Linked DNA regions of Homo sapiens: region 2 is linked to region 1. The links are chromatin loops, found by intact Hi-C in ENCODE. Cell type or tissue: HCT116. All regions are shown on one strand. Links, peaks and the distances in the headings refer to the core of each region. The heading gives the core; the rest is flanking DNA.

Evidence for each region. A loop is a pair of places that touch in the nucleus more often than their neighbours do. Peaks named below come from ENCODE experiments on the same cell type or tissue, not always from the same donor. Only the 100,000 strongest peaks of a DNase experiment are listed, where the experiment ranks them.
Region 2: it touches region 1 in a loop (8-fold over the local background); 7 of 110 quality-filtered maps call a loop at or near these places.

What each region holds. Positions count from the first base shown.
Region 1 is chr13:110,939,048-110,948,781 of GRCh38, forward strand. It overlaps LOC105370364 (a long non-coding RNA gene), which reads right to left. Exons shown (of 3, transcript XR_931732.3): 3 at 6,409-6,502. It also overlaps the pseudogene PARP1P1. Among named protein-coding and RNA genes, the nearest start is that of LINC00431, 22 kb to the right of the region's middle. RefSeq lists an enhancer at 3,285-3,534. In HCT116, for the core only: a CTCF peak has its summit at 5,447 (motif pointing right); a DNase peak (open chromatin) is centred at 5,424; H3K27ac peaks cover 1,219 bases.
Region 2 is chr13:111,218,486-111,228,219 of GRCh38, forward strand. The region is part of intron 5 of ARHGEF7 (Rho guanine nucleotide exchange factor 7); the gene reads left to right. Among named protein-coding and RNA genes, the nearest start is that of ARHGEF7-AS1, 75 kb to the left of the region's middle. In HCT116, for the core only: a CTCF peak has its summit at 5,103 (motif pointing left); a DNase peak (open chromatin) is centred at 5,076.

The sequences.
Region 1 (9,734 bases), core at 1,184-9,183:
TGGACATTGAGGTAGCCTACGGTCTGCTCAGGGGAGGGTCTCACGATAGCAGGAAGGACTCCATCGATGTCAACTATGAGAAGCTCAAAACTGACATTAAGGTGGTTGACAGAGATTCTGAAGAAGCTGAGATCATCAGGAAGTATGTTAAGAACACTCATGCAACCAACCACACACGATGCATATGACTTGGAAGTCATTGATAGCTTTAAGATAGAGTGTGAAGAGGAGTGCCAGCACTACAAGCCCTTTAAGCAGCTTCATAACTGAAGGTTGCTGTGGCATGGGTCCAGGACCACCAACTTTGCTGGGATCCTGTCCCTGGGTCTTTGGATAGCCCTGCCTGAAGCACCTGTGATGGGCTACATGTTTGGTAAAGTGATCTATTTCGCTGATCTTGTCTCCAAGAGTGCCAACGACTGCCATACATCTTAGGAAGACCCAATAGGGTTAATCCTGTCGGAAGAAGTTGCCCTTGGAAACGTGTGTGAACTGAAGCATGCTTCACATATCAGCAAGTTACCCAAGGGCAAGCACAGTGTCAAAGGTTTGGGCAAAACTACTCCTGACCTTTCAGCTAGTATCCCACTGGATGGTGTAGAGGTTCCTCTTGGGACCAGGGTTTCATCTGGTGTGAATGACACCTGTCTACTGTATAATGAGTACATTGTCTATGATATTGCTCAGGTAAATCTGAAATATCTGCTGAAACTGAAATTCAATTTTAAGACCTCCTTGTGGTAATTGGGAGAGGTGGCTGAGTCACACACGGTGACTCTGGTATTAATTCACCCTAAGCGCTTCTGCACCAACTCACCTGGCTGGCTAAGTTGCTGGTGGGTAGTACCTGTACTAAACCTCCTCAGAAAGGATTTTGCAGAAATGCATTAAAAGCTTTTTCCCAAATTTTTTAGTCTCTTGTTTTGTGTTGTGTTTGTGGGGAGGGGTTGTTTTTGTTTTTTCTTGCCAGGTAGATAAAACTGACAAGCTGGAGAGAGATTCTGTTTGCATGGATTAGTCCTCTGGAAAAAACCAAGCTGTGCTACAATATCTGCCTTAGTGGTTTCCCCAGGGAAGAAAAAATATGTTTCCACCCTTTTTTTTTGTTTGTTTGTCTTTAGTTTTGATTTTGGAAAGATGTTAAGCATTTATTTTTAGTTAAAAATAAAAATTGATTTCATACTAAAAAAAAGATGGGTTATTGAAACCCTGTATGTCACCATACAATACTCCAGTTCTCCCAGTAAAGAAACCAGATGGGTCATACAGATTAGTGCAAAATCTAAGGTCTATACATAAAATTGTCCAAACTTGACATCTTGTGGTGCCTAACCCCTACACCCACCTTAATAAAATACTCTATAAACATAAGTGGTTCAGCATAGTGGATCTGAAAGATGCATTCTGGCCATGTCCCCTAGACTCTAAGAGTAGGGACCTCTTTGCCTTTGAATGAAAAACCTCATAACTGGGAGAAAGCAGAGGTATCACTGGACTGTGCTGCCACAAGTTTTCACGGAAGCCCCAAACTTACTTGGTCAAGTCTTAGAAAAAGTTCTGGAGGAATTCCAACCATCCAAAGAAACCCAGCTGTTACAATATGTGGATGATCTTCTAATTTCTGGGGAAAGGAGGGCCGAGGTATCAGAAGCCACCATAAGCTTACTTAATTTCCTAGGGGAAAAGGGGTTGCGAGTCTCCAAAACCAAATCGCAATTTGTAGGAGAAGTTAAATATTTAGGACACCTAATTAGTGAAGGAAAGCAGAGAATAAACGCAGAGAGAATATCGGGAATAGTGGGTCTGCCCTTGCCTAAGACAAAGAGAGAACTCCAAAACTTTTTAGGTTTAACTGGCTACTGTAGGTTATGGATGGACTCATATGTTCAAAGGACAAAGATTCTGTATTTTAAGTTACTAAAAAGGGAACCCAACCCCTTGCAAAGGTCCCCAGAAGAAATTAAGGCAGTGGAGGATTTAAAGCAAGCCCTCACACAGCCCCAGTCCTGGCCCTCCTATCTTTAAATAAAACGTTTCATCTGTCTGTAACAGACCAGGCCCTTGGGGTGCTCATTCAAACCTGGTGGGGTGGAGGGGGTGGGCGGGAAAGAGGCAACCTGTTGCTTTTATCTCCAAGCTTCTCAATTCTGTCTCAAGAGGGTTTATAATTGCTTATGGAAGTATTTTTAGAATTGTTGCTTTAAAATCATGTCAGATATCATCTCAGTGTTCACATCTGTATTGGTTCCCTAGGGCTGCCATAACAAAGCAACACAAACTGTGTGGCCTAAAACAACATAAATTTATTCTCTCACAGTTTTGGAGGCCAGAAGACAGATCAAGGTGTCAGCAGGGCTATACTCTCTCCAGAGGGTCTTCCATGGAAGATTGCATTCATTGCTTTTTCCTTCTGGTGACTGACAGCATTCCTGGACTTGGGGCTGCATAGGTCCAGTCTCTGCCTCCATCTTCATATGGCCTTCTCCTTTTCTCTGACTCAAATCTCCTTTTGCCTTCCTCTTATGGGGACATGTGTTGGCGAATTTGGAACCCAGGGTTATCAAATCTCAAAAGCCTCAACTTAATTACATCTATGAAGATCTTACTTCCTAGTAAGGCTGTATTTGTAGGTTCCAAAAGGTGGACATAGCTTATCTTTTTGTGGGCCACTGTTTCAACCCACTACAGCATCTGTTTATTGTCTTTTCTTATTCAAGTTGCAATCATCCTAGTTCCTGGTATATTCAGCAGTTTTGAAATCATGCCCCGAACATTTTCAGCATCATGTTGTAAGACTGTGGGTCCTCTTCAGTCTTTTTGGACAGGCACTTACCTGTTTATGCATTGCATGTAGGCATGGGTGGGGGTGGATGTTCAGTTCCCTGCTGGGCCCTGCCAGTATGGGAAGGAGGTGGGGCAGAATTTGGCTGTGACTGGCATTGCCACTAGCATTGCTCCCTCATTGCCACTGGGTGAGGATGAAAATTTGGCTGCCAAGGACCCAACATGTTGATTCAGCTGTTTTTTGATACTGTCACTTAGATTGGAAACATTTTTATGTGACCAAAATATTAAATTATTAAAGTTTTAGTTTTGAAAATTACTGTAATGAGAGATGTTATAAGATTTAGGGGTAGAACAGGAAAGGAAAAGGTCAAGCACACTTGTTCAACCTATAGCGAGATAATGAAAGAGAATTTGTATATTTTGTCTTTTATATGGCTTGGCTGTTTCCCCACCCAAATCTTATCTTGAATTTGTAGCTCTCATAATTCCTATGTGTTGTGGGAGGGACCTGGTGGGAGATAATTGAATCACGGGGGCAGTTTCCCCCACACTGCTCTCAGGGTAGTGAATAAGTCTCATGAGATTTGATGACTTCATAAGGGGTTTTCCCTTTCACTCATTCTCTCATTCTCTCTTGTCTGCAGCCAGGTAGGACATGCCTTTCACTTTCTGCCATGATTTGAGGCCTCCCCAGCCACATGGAGCTGTGAGTCCATTAAACCTCTTTTTCTCTATAAACTATCCACTCTCAGGTATGTCTTTATCAGCAGCATGAAAACGGACTAATACAGTCTTATCTGGGGTCAGTATGGTGTCAGAGCATTCCCTGGGGGAAAATTGATTCCATCAAAATATCCTGATTGGCAAACAATGATGCGGTCATGATTTTAAGAAATTTAGTGGGGAGATTGTGGCTTCTGGATTGGAAGGCCTGGGCTGGAATGTTGATCCCCACTGACCACTGGCCACATGATGGTGTGACGGTGAGTAAGTTGTTGGTTATCTCTGAGTCCTCAGTCTTCCTCATATAAAGTGGAGGTGATGTCTATCTAACAGCACTTTTGTGAGGATTCAGTGATGTAATGTGCATGGGAACAATTCATCAATCACAAAAAATGTTTCTTGGAAGTCAAGTATAAAGCCAAAAGACAAAGAAAATAATTCACATTGAAATAGTCACTTTTTGAAATATCCAGTTGTTGAGGGGAGAGCTGAGGAAAAACTAAAAATTAAAAAAAGAACAACAACAAAAATGAAGTCCAGATGTGGTGGCTCATGCCTGTAATCCCAGCACTTTGGGAGGCCAAGGTGGGTGGATCACCTGAGGTCAGGAGTTCGAGACCAGCCTGGCCAACATGGCAAAAACCTGTCTCTACTAAAAATACAGAAATTAGCTGGGCGTGGTGGCGGGTACCTGTATAGTCCCAGCTACTTGGGAGGCTGAGGCAGGAGAATCGCTTGAAGCTGGGAGGCAGAGGTTGCAGTGAGCCGAGATCACACCACTGCACTCCAGCCTGGGTGACAGAGCAAGACTCCGTCTCAAAAATAAATAAATAAATAACTAAATAAACAGTGAAATATCCATTTGTTGATCCATTTATTGATAAACAATTATGGAATGGTTTAGTAGAAATAGGATAGTGTTGGGCATCAGAAATATTTGCATCCTGCCCTGCTACCGACTTACTGGAAGGGCAAACAAAGGACTGAGGGATTCGAATCAGAGACTGTTTTTACTGGAATAGCCCTTCCAGGCCTTTCATGCAACCCCTTGTGTCCAGATGAGAAAACTGAGGCAGCGACTAGTGACTCACTAGTTACTGAGTAAGTCAGTAGCAGGACATCATGGAAAGAGGTGATGGGACATTTTTGTCTTTTCAGAAGAGAGCACAGCTGGAATTACAAATAAAATGGCATCATTTGATTCCATTTCTAACCGCCTTTGGAATGGTGTTTTGGAAAGAACACCAATCCATTGCTAAGACTGTCCCTAGGGAACAAAAGTTCTCTATCTAGAGATGTTCTAAGATACGATCATGAACTTCTCCTGCCTTTCTGGAGAAATGGGAAAAATCACACACTTTAATGTAAATAACACCCCCCAGCCTGATCATATCAATGTGTTGAACAGAGGTAGGTACAGCTTGTCTACAGCCAGAACCAGTTTGCATACAAAAACTTGCAACAAGCTGACAGTTGCTGAAAGAAAGGTTCTTGTTTCCCAGAGAATGTTGGTGAGTCGAGTCCTTTGCAGGTGAAATACTGATGACAGGGTTTATCTCTACAAGTCTTTGCCAGCTCCCCAACGACCTTCCATTCTCTCTTCACCATAACTTTTTCCCTTTTGATAAACTGGAATTTCAATGCATTGAAAATTTCTTGAAAGTGAGTCATTTCCTGGGAATTGGAAAGCGTTTTGTTTTTTGTTTTGTTTTGTTTTGTTTTCCTCTGTAGAGACTTTGGTTTCCTTCAGGGCTGACATTCAAAATACTGTTAACAACCTTTGAGTTTGGCCCCTGGTCGTGACTAGCCTGACTACACAGAGGCAGAATATGAGCCCTGGCTTTCTGTGACACTCAACCCAGACACTTTGGTAATGCTGTTCCCTCTCCACACCACAAAAGCGCAAAGAGCCCTTGCTGAGCACCAGGAGGCAGTGGTGTTCTCTGTGTGCACACATATTCTGCACCTGTGTATGTGTGTTTTGCAATGTGCTGCAGTAGGAAAGGGTGAGAGGGCAGACTTTCCTAGACTCTGTTCTTAGACATAATCCATCACGGGCTGTGATGGTGAATCTTATGTGTCAACTTGACTGGGCCACAGGGTGCCTGTGATATCCTGAGATATTCAGTCAAACATTCTCCTGGGTGTGTCTGTAAGGGTGTTTTGGGAGAGATTCGCATTTGAGTGTGTAGCTTGATTGTAGCAGACGGGGCTCCCTAGATGGGTGGTGGGTGTCCTCCAACTCTGAAAGCCTGAACAGGACAGAGGCTGGCTCTGCTCTGAATACACGGAACTCCTCCTGCCTGCCTGCAGCTGGGACATGGGCTGTTTCCTGCCTTAAGACTGGAACTGAAACATTAGCTCTTCCTGAGTCTCCAGCTTGTAGACTCTGCAGGTCTTGGGACTTGTCAGCCTCCATAATCACATGAGCCAATTCCATATTATAAATATCTCACACACACGCACATACACACACGCATATATTCACACACACAAATACACATGCACACACACACCACACATACACTCACGCACACACATCCACACACACGCACACACACATGCACACGCACACACACATGCACACGCACACATACACGCACATCCTATTAGTTTCCCTAGAGAACGCTGACAAATACGCAGGCTCTGAGGTTATGTTTCTTCAAAGCTTATGCTATCAGACAATAGCAAGCTTCGAATGCTGTTATTTTCCAGAGTTAATTAGGTTTTCATCTCTTTTTATTAAGGAAAAAAACCATGTTGCCTCTAACTTAATATTTAAATATGTTTATTTTGTTTGTCATCCTTAGAATAAGACAGTTTTCCTTTATACAGAATGTTCCATAATTCGGCGTCTGCCCCAAGGGTGGGAGTGAGTGGAGAGTGCAGGCTCTGCCGGCGGCCCTAGTCCTAGCCTGGCGTGGCGTCCGCCTGTAGTAACTGGCTCTCAGTACACTTTCATGCAGCTTTCTCTTCTGCTTTAGATGATCTCCTGTTGGAAAGAACAGAGTTTCTTGAGAAACTGGGTGTTTCATTAACTGTTCTTAGAGCCTATGTTTCAGACCCACCGTGGCTCACTCCACCAATAAGCATGGGCTGTGAGGCTGACGGGTGTGGCTGGTAGCATTAGACTCCCCTTCTTTGAGTGTCCACGCCCCACACAGATGCCTTCTTAGGGCTGCACAGGGTGGCCTTCCCCAGGTGCAGGGGGTGAGTACCAAGCGCTCCCTGTGTGCCGGGCCCTGCACTCAACCCTCTGCAGACAGCATCTCCTTCCATCTCCTCAACACCCAGTACAGGTGCTGTGATTATCCCACTTTGAAGATGAAGAAGGCTTAGGATGCGCGGTCATTTGCCCAAGGTCTTCCCAAGGTCACACAGCTCATAGGGGCCAAGTTGGGATTGGAACCCAGGTCAGACCGGCTCCAAGCCTGTGCTCCAGCCCCACCCAGCCCCCAACAGAGCCTGATCCTCTGGCTCTATGAGTGGGTGTGGGGCTCAGGGAGCAGAATTCTTGCTTTCAGTTTCCCAGGAAGGCGCTGGGTGACTGGAAGGAGAGACAGGGAGAGGCACCTTGAATGGAATGAGGCCGGTTGGTCATCTGAGTGGGAGGTGCTGGGATGGCCCCTGGGGGTGCTCCGGGTGTGCTAGGATTCAAGAGGCCCAGAGAGGGCCAGGCTGGCATGGGCATGGGGGTGGGGGCTCAGATGAGCCTGGCAGCGTGCAGTGTGAGGGGAGATGGGCACCAGCAGGATTGGGGGGACACCAGGGGACAGGAGGAACTGAGCCCTCAGTTGTGGAGGGAGGGGAGAGCCCTGTGGATGTGTCCGGGGCAGGAGGACGGAGGGGGCGCTGGCTGCGTCAGGCTGCCTTTGGCTCTCCTGTGGGGCCACCCTGTCCAGTGTCATTTCCCCTGCATTCTCCCTCAAAACCCATTGACAACTCCAAGCTTGGCGGAGCTGGGCTGGTCCTCCTCCTCCTCCCCTCACAGCGGCCGGCTGTGGATCTCATTCCTGGGATGTCAGTACCAGGAGGTTGGGGACTCCTGGTTCTTCACTGTCCAACATTGCCAGGGCTCTGGAAGTCCCCACTGTCACCTCCGGGGCTTCTGTTGCCGACGGCCACACCTAGAGGTGCTGGTGACGTACAGGAGCTTCATCAGTGCAGAGGCCCCTGTCTTTTGCTGTTAGAGTTATAGGAGAATTTGTGGTTCTCCCTGCAGAACAGTCAAGTCCCAGGGAACTGGAATCTTGACAAGGTCAATCATGAAATTGTATCTAAAGCAGCAGAGGTTGTCCTGGACAGCAGCACAATCTGGGAAATTGGCTGTAGCTTGAACGACCGCTCACTGCCCTTTCTACACCGCGTGTGTTGGCCTGGTCCCTGCTGCTGGGGCACGAGCAGACCTTGTGGCCTGGGGTTTTGTGGTCCTGGGACTGACACTGGCCTGGCAAAGTCTGAACATGGGGGGCTAGGGGCCCCACTTCAGAGAAGCTCCTGGCCTGTGCTCGATGACAACTGGTGTAGCAGGGAGGTCTCCAGCGACGCTTCCCGGGACCGTCCTCTTCGGCATTTTAACAAAGGACGAGCTGGCCGGCTTCCCACGCTTGTGGACAGTGAGGGGCTGGGAGCAGCAGCCGACAGGCTGGATGGAAAAGTCAGAACCCCAATGCTTTAAGAGGGGACAGGGAGGCCCACCTAACTGTTCTCTAGCAGGTAAGCTCCCAGGCAGGGCTCTCTGTTTTATGTAGAAACCCCAGAGCCTAGGACAGTGCCTGGCACGTGGTGGGTGCTTGGGAAGCACCAGTGGAGGTGAGTGAAGGTGACAGGGTCTCAATGTCTGGCTCTGTGCTCGGGCTATGAAAAGCCAGCCATGTGGCTCGGCAATGGCTCATTTGCCAAAGTCTTTGGAGTTCACAGACAGCAGCTCGGGATTCATGGTGTGACGCGCTCCAGACGGAGGGTCTCAGGCTGCGTGGACGGGCAAGTGCTGCAGGGTATGGGGGGAGGGGCTGGGCACACTGGGCTGCCATGTGACTCAGGGATACCGGGAGGACAAGAGGGCTGTCAGCCTCACCCAGGACTGGCTCCCAGGTGTTCTGGAAAGCTCTGAGAAGCCTGGGGCCAGGGACAGAAGCCACAGGATCTGCATGGCCAACTCTTAGCAGGTGGACAGTGGTGGAGCTGTGTGAACAGGGAGTGGAGAAGGGCTGGACTGGGGGTCCCCACCCCACGAGAGGGTGGGGGGCCTCCTGAAGGGGGTGTGGGGGCCCTTTCTGGGCCTGTCATGGGGGAGAAGGCTCCCGTCATCACATGGTTGAGACCCTTGAGTAGGTGGGTGCTGGCAGCCTTGTGAGTCCTGATTATTCCTGGGCTGAGAAGAGAGAGCGTGCTTTCATTGATGTGGCCTGCGACTCCTTGAATTTGGACTTGTTGGGACAGGTGAATGTCTGGACGGGGCTCCCGTGGAGCTCAGGCGGGTCCACCTGGGGGCTGGACTCACTTGCTCTTCCTGGAGCTGCTCAGAGACACACGTGTCTGCTGAGTGGGAAAAGAAATCCCCTAGCAGCAACCATTCTGGCACTTAACTGTCATCAGAAGGGTCTCACATTCTGTTTACCTAAAGCTCTTGGAAGAGTGTCAATGACCTTTTCCAGAGCTGTGAGGCTTTTCATCTCACACATTGTTTCTCTCTCCTCTTCTGTGGAAAAAATTCAGGACAATGATCAAGATTTGACAAAAAATGATGACTTAACTCCAAGCTCTTGTTTTTCCTTTCAGCCAGGCCATGGGGCTCTAGACCCCAGGCCATTAGCTTCGACCCTGCCCAGTCCCAGAGAGCCACCATAAACCTTGTTCCACGCCCCATCAGCTCCAACAGATGCTGAGAGAATTGGTTGGATCTGAGAGTGTAGACCTACCACCCTCTGTCTCTTCACCGGCAAGTGAAGTGAAGTCACTGCTGTGTGCCACTTTTCCTTTATCTTCTGAGACCATTCTTGGAACGTCCATTAGAATATGATTGATGTCATTAAGAAGCCAAATATAAAAGACTATGCCAAAAAAGATCAGCATCAGAACAAGGAGAAATCACATGATAGGCTCCATCTTCCCTCGTCGTCATGTCTGCAGATTTTCCATTGTGTAAGGAAGCTAGCCTAGCCCCAGGAGCAGAGCCAGTGAGTGTCTGCAGGTTTTCCATTGTGTAAGGAAGCTAGCCTAAC
Region 2 (9,734 bases), core at 725-8,724, 280 kb after region 1:
GGGTGGGATTTGTGAAGGGAACAATCATGTGTGTCACTTTACTTGCATCCTGCCCTGTAGTTGAAAAACACCGTTGTATACTACAGTTCCTCAGATTCTGCTGGGGAAAGAGTGACTTACAGAGAATAGCTGATACACAGGGAGCTGTGGAAAGGACATGATACAAAATTGTAGCTCTGCTCTAGGGCTTGGGTGACTGAGCCTCAGAGCCACAGGTGTTTCATATGGAAAATGAGGATGATAGTTCTCCCTTGTGCGGTCTTGTGGGGTTGAATTGTTAAGGTTTATACTATGTGTATGGAGTCTGGCAGAGTAGGAGCTCAGGGAATGTTAATGGCTGCTATTGTTTTTCTAAGGTAGCAAGAAAAAAAGATTTACAAATGGGAATATGACAATTTTGATGTAAAAATATTTTCTCAGTGACCTCAGAAAACAAGTATTTTAATAAGGCAGATGGCAGCCCTTATTTGTAAACTTCTCTGGTGTTGGAATTTTTAGGAACAGCACCTGCCTGTTCTTATTGTATGTATATGTATACATATATGTAAAGCAGTTCGCCATTTTTACCAGTTCTAAGTGTACTGTTCAGTAGCACTAGGTACATTCACAGTTTTATAACCATCACCACCGTTTATCTCCAGAACTGTTTCTTCTCAAACTGAATTCTGTTCCCATTAAACAGTCCCCATTCCCCTCCCCAGCCCCTGCCCTCTACCATTCTGCTTTCTGTCTCTGAATTTGATTACCGTTGGTGCTTCGTGTAAGTGCAGTCATTTTGTCTTTTGACTGCTTATTTCATTCAGCATAAAGTGCTGGAGGGTTTTCCATGCTGTAGCATATGACAGAGTTACCTTCCTTTGTAAGGCTGAATAATATTTCATCATATGTATGTACAACATTGTGTGTTGATGGGAACTTGGGTTACTTTCACCTCTTGGCTATGTGAATAATGCTGCTAGGAGCATGGTTGTGTAAGTATTTGAGTCCTTGCTTTTCAGTTCTTTTCTGTATATACCCAGAAGTGGAATTGCTGGGTCAGATGGTGGTTCTGTGATTAAGTCTGGAGGAACTGCCACGTGGTTTTCCCCAGCGGCTGGACCATGTCGCATTCCCACAAGCAGTGCACAGGGTTCTGCTGCTTCTGTGTTCTCGCCAACTTGTTTTTTTTTTTCTTAAAGTAATAGCCATCCTGTTGGATGTGAAGTTGCTACTGTTTTTTGTAGTTGTTAATAATGATAATTTAAAAGGCAGTATTTTTTATTATAATAAATCGACTTGGGCAGAATTTTTTTCCGGCTGCTTGTTATGTTCCAGTTAATGTATAAAGTACTTTCCATTTGCAACTTCAGTTCTCCTCATAACCCTTGAAGACAAGTATTGCTGGGATATTAAGAAGGGGGTGGGTTGCAAGTACATGACATCCTTTAAAAAAATCCGTTCATGTGTAGAGCCCACTGAGAGCGCGGCACTGGCACCATGCTGAGGCGTGGAAATGTCAACTTGATAGACATCACTGTTAGGAGATGCAGTTTAGTCTGTGACTCAGTTGGATGGCACTGGCCTGCATGAGCCTTCCTGGAGACCTAGGGCTAGGGCAGGCCCGGTCCATCCTGTGAGCCCATCTCCTAGCCCAGCCCCACCAGTTGGAGAGATCTTTTTCCTGGGAACCAATGAGAGCAGCCCTGGGCCGAGAGGCCTGAGGTGGCGCCAGTGGACTTTCCAGGAGGACACTTGAGCCAGGGCAGAGGAAGGAGGACCTCGTTCGTTGCTCACCTTTGCCAAGGAGAGTTGAGGTTACAGAACTGCTAAGTGGGACGCACCTTTGGAGTAGGGACAGACGCTTGTTCCAGCTGGTCTTTCTGACTTTCTTTAATTCTTAAGTGAACTCCTCCTTTAAGTGTGAATCCTGGACTGACTCTGAACCACCACAGTAAGAGTGCAGGTGAGTGGGGTTTTACTTTTCATGTATTTCTCCTTGTGGATTTTTTAGAAGTAACCCAGAGCAAGGAAATTACGCTGAAAAGATGGGGTTTGTGGATCTCAAAATCCTCTCCAGTTGGAAGTGATTTTCAGACACATTTGAATGTCGTCAGTGTCATCTGCCGTGGGAATTTGTCTTGCAGTATGCTGTTACCCCTGATAGCCCACAGGAAGGCATCGTGAGCCCCCGCTTTTGAGTGGACTGTGGGCCCTTGAGCTGGCAGCAGCAGAGGACGCCCTCCAAAGGACCGGCAGGGCGTGTTTAGAAACATGGCTCTCATGAGGAACAGTGCTCTCACTTTGTTCTACCCGAAGCCACTACTCATGTCTTAGGCGTGTCTGAGCGTGTGTGCGTGCCCGGTTTCAACGTATGTGCGTGTACATGGTGTGTTGCCATCAAGGAGCTCTTTGCAGGGGCCACACGGAATCCATAGGTGTATTAGGGTGCTTTAGAGGGACAGAACTAATAGTATTCTCCTGTTAGTTATATATATAGATATAGATAGATATATAGATATGAAGGGAACTTTATTAAGGGGAGTTTATTATATATACATGTTATATATATATAAAGGGGAGATATATATATATCTACATATACATATATACATATACATCCCCCTATTGTGGGACCTTGTGATCATGTAAGTTAATACCTAATAAACTCCCTTTCATATATATATAGATATATATGTCTATATATATCTATATAGATATATATGTCTATATATATCTATATAGATATATATGTCTATATATATCTATATAGATATATATGTCTATATATATCTATATAGATATATATGTCTATATATATCTATATAGATATATATGTCTATATATATCTATATATAGATATATATGTCTATATATATCTATATATATGTCTATATATATATCTATATATATATCTATATATATAGATGTCTATATATCTATATATATAGATGTCTATATATCTATATATAGATATATATATCTATATATATAGATATATAGACATCTATATATATAGATATATATAGACATATATATATCTATATATATAGATATATATCTATATATATCTATATATAGATACATATCTATATATCTATATATATAGATACATATCTATATATATCTATATATAGATATATATCTCCCCTTTATATGTATATATATATGTATCTCCCCTTTATATATATATATAACATGTATATATAATAAACTCCCCTTAATAAACCCCTTGATATATCTATCTGTATCTATCTATATATACAGCTAATAGGAGAATATTATTAGTTCTGTCCCTCTATTACTTCTGTCCCTCTAAAGAACCCTCATACACCTATGGATTCATATATGTATGTATATGTGTACGTGTACGTATATGTGTATATGTATACAAGGTCCCACGATAGGCCATCTACAGGCTGAGGAGCAAGGAGAGCCAGTCCGAGTCTCAAAACTGAAGAAATTGGAGGCTGATGTTTGAGGGCAAGAAGCATCCAGCATGGGAGAAAGATGTAGGCTGGGAGGCTAGGTCAGTCTCGCCTTTTCACGTTTTTCTGCCTGCTTTATATTTGCTGGAAGCTGATTAGGTGGTGCCCAGCAGCTTAAGGGTGGGTCTGCCTTTCCCAGTTCACGGACTCAAATGTGAATCTCCTTTAGCAACACCCTCACAGACACACCCAGGATTAATGCTTTGTGTCCTTCAATCCAATCAAGTTGGCACTGAGTATTAACCATCACAATAGGGTTTGTGCCAAACTGAGACCTAAGTAACTTTGGAAAATTTCCCTTTTTTTCCTGTTTATTTTTTAAAATTCAAGAAATGTCATTTTTGAGCATATTAGTGATGCATTTGCTAAACTTTATCTGATGGTTGAACCAAAGGAATAACCTTCTGTCCCTGTTGTTCTCTAATTACCTAAGCATATTGTATGGAAAGTCATGCTAGTTTTATTTTAGTTTATTTATTTTTAATTTTATTTTACTATTTTATTTTGAGATGGAGTTTCACTCTTGTTGCCCAGGCTGGAGTGCAGTGATGCTCACTGCAACCTTTGCTTCCTGGGTTCAAGCGATTCTCCTGCCCCAGCCTCCCGAGTAGCTGGGATTATAGGCACGTGCCACCATGCCTGGCTAATTTTTGTATTTTTAGTAGAGATAGGGTTTTACCATGTTGGCAGGCTGGTCTTGAACTTCTGACCTCAAGTGATCCACCTGCCTCAGCCTCCCAAAGTGCTGGGATTACAGGCGTGAGCCACCACGCCCAGCCCAGTCTGAGTTTAACCGTGGGCATTTGAGGCAAGTGTGAAACCACATTTTTTACCGTGTTACTCTAGAGCAGTTAAGAATAAAACTCTAGGATCACAATTACATTCAGTACAGCAGACTTCCCTCTCACCTCTGGCTTTGCGTAATGTGGTTACAAGTACCTGCAGTCAACTGTGGTTCGAAACAGGTGAGAACAATACAGTAAGATATCTTGAGAGAAGAGACCACATTCACATAACTTTAGTTATAGTATATTGTTATAATTGTTCTATTTCATTATTAGTTGTTGTTAATCCATTATTGTACCTAATTTCCAGATTAAACACACATAGGTATGTATAGATGGGAAAACATAGTATATATAGGGTTGGTATATATACAGAGATATAGCTGCAGTTTCAGACATCCAGTGGGCAGTCTTGTGGGTACCCCCGTGGATAAGGGTGGGCGGCTATATTGCATTTTTTCCAGTAGTTTATGTGGCTTTCTGATTTTGGAATTAGGTTTCCTTTTTTGAAGAGTGTGTTAAATGTATTTTGATTTATAGTTAATTAGTGCTTGATTTTTCTGAAAACAAAATTGTGCCAGGTTCCAAACTTAGAGACTTCTCTGACCATCATGTTAGGATCATTTCTTTATTCATGAAAACACTGACTTCCTTTAAATTGAGGGTTTCTCTTCTGAATTATATTTTAATTTGATGTACAAATAGTTTTACTGAGTAAACAAGAACTGAAGTTTTTCTCTAAATGGCACTTTTTTAGGCTGTTTATCTCCAGATAAATTGACCAGATGGTCCAATTCACCTCTCCTGCTTCCCTGGGGAAGTGTAGCCATTGGTGGTTTGCCCTCTTGTGGTCGGAGATGGAATTGTTCTTGTCAAGGTTCACCGTTGTGTTGGTGCTTTTAACCTGTGGTGTAGGATTTCTTGTTTGAATAGTCCCTCTTTGAAGACAGATAAAATGTTCTAGGATTCTGTAATAACGATCTTTCTAATGCTTGTGTCAAAAGCATTGTATATTATTCCTGAATATGTACAGTACAGTCTTATGGAAGGTAAATAATTGTCACTTAGCATTTATTTTCTGTGCACCTTTTTTGGTTAGGTAAAACCCATGGATTTCTATAGCATTTTTTTTTTTTTTTTGAGACAGAGTCTTGCTCTGTTGCCCAGGCTGGAGTGCAGTGGCATAATCTCAGCTCACTGCAACCTCCACCTCCTGGGTTCAAGCGATTCTCCTACCCCAGCCTCCCAAGTAGCTGGGATTACAGGTGCCCGCCACCACGCCCGGCTAATTTGTGTATTTTTAGTAGAGACAGGGTTTCACCATGTCAGCCAGGCTGGCCTCGAACACCTGACCTTGTCATCTGCCCGCCTCAGCCTCCCAAAGTGCTGGGATTACAGGCATGAGCCACCGCAGCCAGCGTCTACAGCATTTTTTACAGGCTGATATGTATTTGTGTTTCACACCCACCCACCCACCCTCACTCTTACTCCCTTGCTTCAGAATTTCCTAAATTCAAGGGAGAAGTTAAGGAGAGAAGCAGCAAGGTCCATTCTGGAAGTGAGTGGTGATGGTGGTTGCTGTGATTGGATAGAAGTGGAGGCACTCAGCTGCATGTGGCACACACGGTTAGCAGCTGTGAGAACACACCTCGTGCTCTGTGTGCTTCCAAGACCAGTTTTCTGTGTGTGCATGTGGACTCAGGCTTTTTTAGATGATTATTTCTAATGTGCTGACTTTAGTCATTCTCCTATTTCTGGACAGCTTATTATCTGTTGTAAAGACATTTCTTTTAAATGCTGTTTTGGGGGCTGGTTAGCTTGAGATGATGACTGTCTGTGTTTGGCAGTGATGTGAGAGCTTAAATGGGACTGTCATTTGCTGATCCACAGATCTTTAACGACATTGCCACTTTTTAAGTTGGTCACTTTTAAATATTTTTTACTTATTTTTGACATAAAGCAACACGCAGCTGAATTTTGGATGTCGTTATTAATTTAGCTGTGGAGGAACAGTGTTTGATGTGAGTATAATCTGTGCGGGGAAAAGGACAAAAGTACCCCAGAACCTTGCCTTCCTTCGTGCCACTGGATGTGAGCTTGTGCTGTAGTCCTTCCTCCTCTCCGGTGAGGATTGGGTTTGGATGGGACACATGAGGCTGCATTACAGGATGGACCTCTCAGCACTATTGTTTCAAGATGTAATTGTTTTTAAACAAGAGAGAAGAACATAAATTAGAAGATATGGGCCCCCCGAGGCAGGCGTAGGGAGCGTATTATAGCATTATGTACAAAGGGGTCTTGGAGTAGATGGTTTGGAAATGTTTCTGGCGTGTGAAAGTGAATATTTTCCTAGATTGGTATACCGAGCATGTCCTCACTGCAATGTGGCTGCCTCCCGTTGTCGGTGATGATTACACATCTTCCGTTTCAGGAGCACGTCCCATAGACCAGCTGACTTAGAGTAATTAGGGGTCAGGTTGTTAGTCTTCCAGTATTAGAGCTTCTCTTTTTTAAAAAAGTTTTATTTGCATTTATGCTTAAGTAATTGTATTACTTACATGCCACATGCTTGTAGCATGTGATAGCCAGTAGACGGAAGAGCTCATGTGGGGAAGAGCACAGGCCACCCACTCCCACAGCCCTGATCCAGGGAGAGGCGTTACTCACCTCCTCTCCTCTCCTACGTAGCTGCCTCGCAACTCTTCACAGTATGCAGAGACTTCTCTGCTTAGATTTATAGGGCGTATCTCACTTTATTGCACTTTGCTTGTTTTTTTGTTTTTTTTTTTTTCTCTTACAAATGGAAGGCTTGTGGCAACACTGTTGGTGCCATTTTTCCAGCACCATGTGCCCACTTGTCCCAGTGCTTCATTTGGGTAATTCTTGCACGATTTCACAGCTTTTCATTATTGTATCCGTTATGGTGATCTGTGATCAGGGACCTTTGGTGTTACTGTTAGAATTGTTTTGGGGTGCCATGAACCATGCCCATGTAAGATGGCAGACTTAATTGATAAATGTTGTGTGTATTCTGACTGCCCTACTGACCGGGAATTCCCCATGTTTTTCCCCAGGCCACTCATTCCCTGAGACACAAAAATACTGAAATTAAACCAGTTTATAACCTTACTATGGCCTCTTAAGTGTTCAAATGAAAGGAAGAGTTGCATGTCTCTCACTTTAAATAAAAAGCTAGAAACGATTAACCTTAGTGAGGAAGGCATGTAGAAAGGTGAGACAGGCTGAAAGCTAGGCCTGTTGCACCAGTCAGTCGTGAATACAAATGAAAAGCTCTTGAAGGAAATTATAAGTGCTACTCCAGTGAACACATGAATGATAAGCAATGAAACCACCTTATTGCTGATATGGAGAAAGTTTGAGTGGTGTGGATAGAAGATCAAACCAGCCACAACATTTCCTTAAGGGCAAAGCCTAATCTCTTCAATTCTATGAAGACTGAGAGGTGAGGAAGCTGCAGAAAAAGAGTTTGAAGCTAATGGAGGTTAGTGCATGAGGTTGAAGGAAAGAAGCCGTCTCCAGAACATGATGAAAGTGCAGGGTGAAGCAGCACGTGCTGACGGAGAAGCTGCAGCAAGTCATCCAGAAGATCTAGCTGACATCATCGGTGAAGGTGGCCACACCAACAGGCTGACTCTCTGGTCTGGGGTTAATGTAGCTGGTGACTGAGTTGAAGCCAATTCTCATTTACCATTCTGAAAATCCTAGTACCCTTAAGAATTATGCTTAACCAACTTTGCCTCTCTGCGCTGTAAGTTAGAACAACAAAGCCTGGATGGTGGCACATCTGCTTGTGTCATGGTTTGCTGAATATTTTAAGCCCACTTTAGAGACCTCCCACTCAGGAAAAAAAGATTCCCTTGAGCATGTTACTGCTTATTGACAGTGTACCTAATCACCCAAGAGCTTTGAGGGAGACATACAAAGAAATTAATGTTGTTTTCATGCTGCTAACACAGCATCCATACTGCAGCTCATGGGTCAAGGATTAATTTAGATTTTTGGGTCTTAGCATTTAAGGAATACATTTTGTAAGGCCATAAATAGTGGTTCCTCTAATGGATCTAGGCAAAGTAATTTGAAAACCTTCTGGAAAGGATTTACCCCTTTAGATGCTGTTAAGAACATTTGTGATTTATGGGAGGAGGTTAAAATATCAACATCAACAGGAGTTTGGAAGACATTGATTCTAACCCTGATGGATGACCTTAGGGCCTCAGGACTTCAGTTTAGGAAGGAACTACCTGTGTGGTGGGAACAGCAAGAGAACTAAAATTGGAAGTGGAGCCTGGAGATGTGACTGAACTGCTGCAGTCTCATGAGAAAACTTGAATGGATGAAGAGTTGCTCCTTATGGCTGAGCAAAGAATGTGGTTTCTTGAAATAGAATCTACCCTTGCTGAAGTGCCGTGAACATTGTTGAAATAACAAAAGATTTAGACTGTTGCAAAAAGTTAGTTGATAAAGTGGTAGCAGGGTTTGAGAAGATTGACTCTTAATTTTGTAAGAAGTTGTATGTGTGTAAAATGCTACCAAATAGCATCTCACGCTCCAGAGAAATCTTTCATGAAAGGAAGAATCAGTTGATACTGGCACACTTCATTGTCTTGTTTCAAGAAGTGTCCATAGCCACCGCAGCCTTCTGCAGCCACTGATCAGTCAGCAGCCATCCATATCAAGGCAAGACCCTCTACAAAGAGATTACAGCTTGCTGAAGGCTCAGATGATTGTTAGCATTTTTTTAGAAACTTTTTTTTTAACTAAGGAATGTACTTTTTTTAAAGACAGTGCAATTGCAAACTTAATAGACTACAGTATAGTGTAAACATAGCTTTTATATGCAGTAGGAAACAAATTTGTGTGACTCACTGTATTGCCATGGTCTGAAACCAAGCCCTCAGCAACTTCAGGGTCTCCCTGTGTACCCCGTTTGACTTACCTTCTTCCTCCTACTTTCTTCTAGGTTTGTTCTTTGTGATTAATTTGTTCTTCTGTTGGTTTCCTCTGTTGGTGTGCTAAACGAGATGCTTTAGTCTTATTTGTATTTCAGTGACATTTGGCAGATACCTCCTGATGCCCCATTTTGTTCCGTGAAGATTCACCTTGACCCTTTTCTCTATCCTCCCACATTCTGCCTTTACTCACCTGTATCTTCCTGTTGCATTGTCAAGGTTGTTCACAGTTACACCAGTTACACTTGGCTCTAAAGCCACACCCAGCATCCATTCCCCAAATACTTACTTTGGTGAGCACTGTTGTGGAAACTGAGAAACACAGCAGTGGGAAAACCAAGAGTGTCTTCCCAGAAGTTATGAAGCACATCTGAGGTGTCCTGCACGGCACATGAGGTAAGCGTGCAGGTCTGTGCTCTCTGCTCTCTACTGGCATCCAAAAAAGAGGAGGGGGCGCTTTTATAGAATGAAAGAGACTTTAGTGGCACAGCAGCCAGATGTGCTGCGCAGACTTC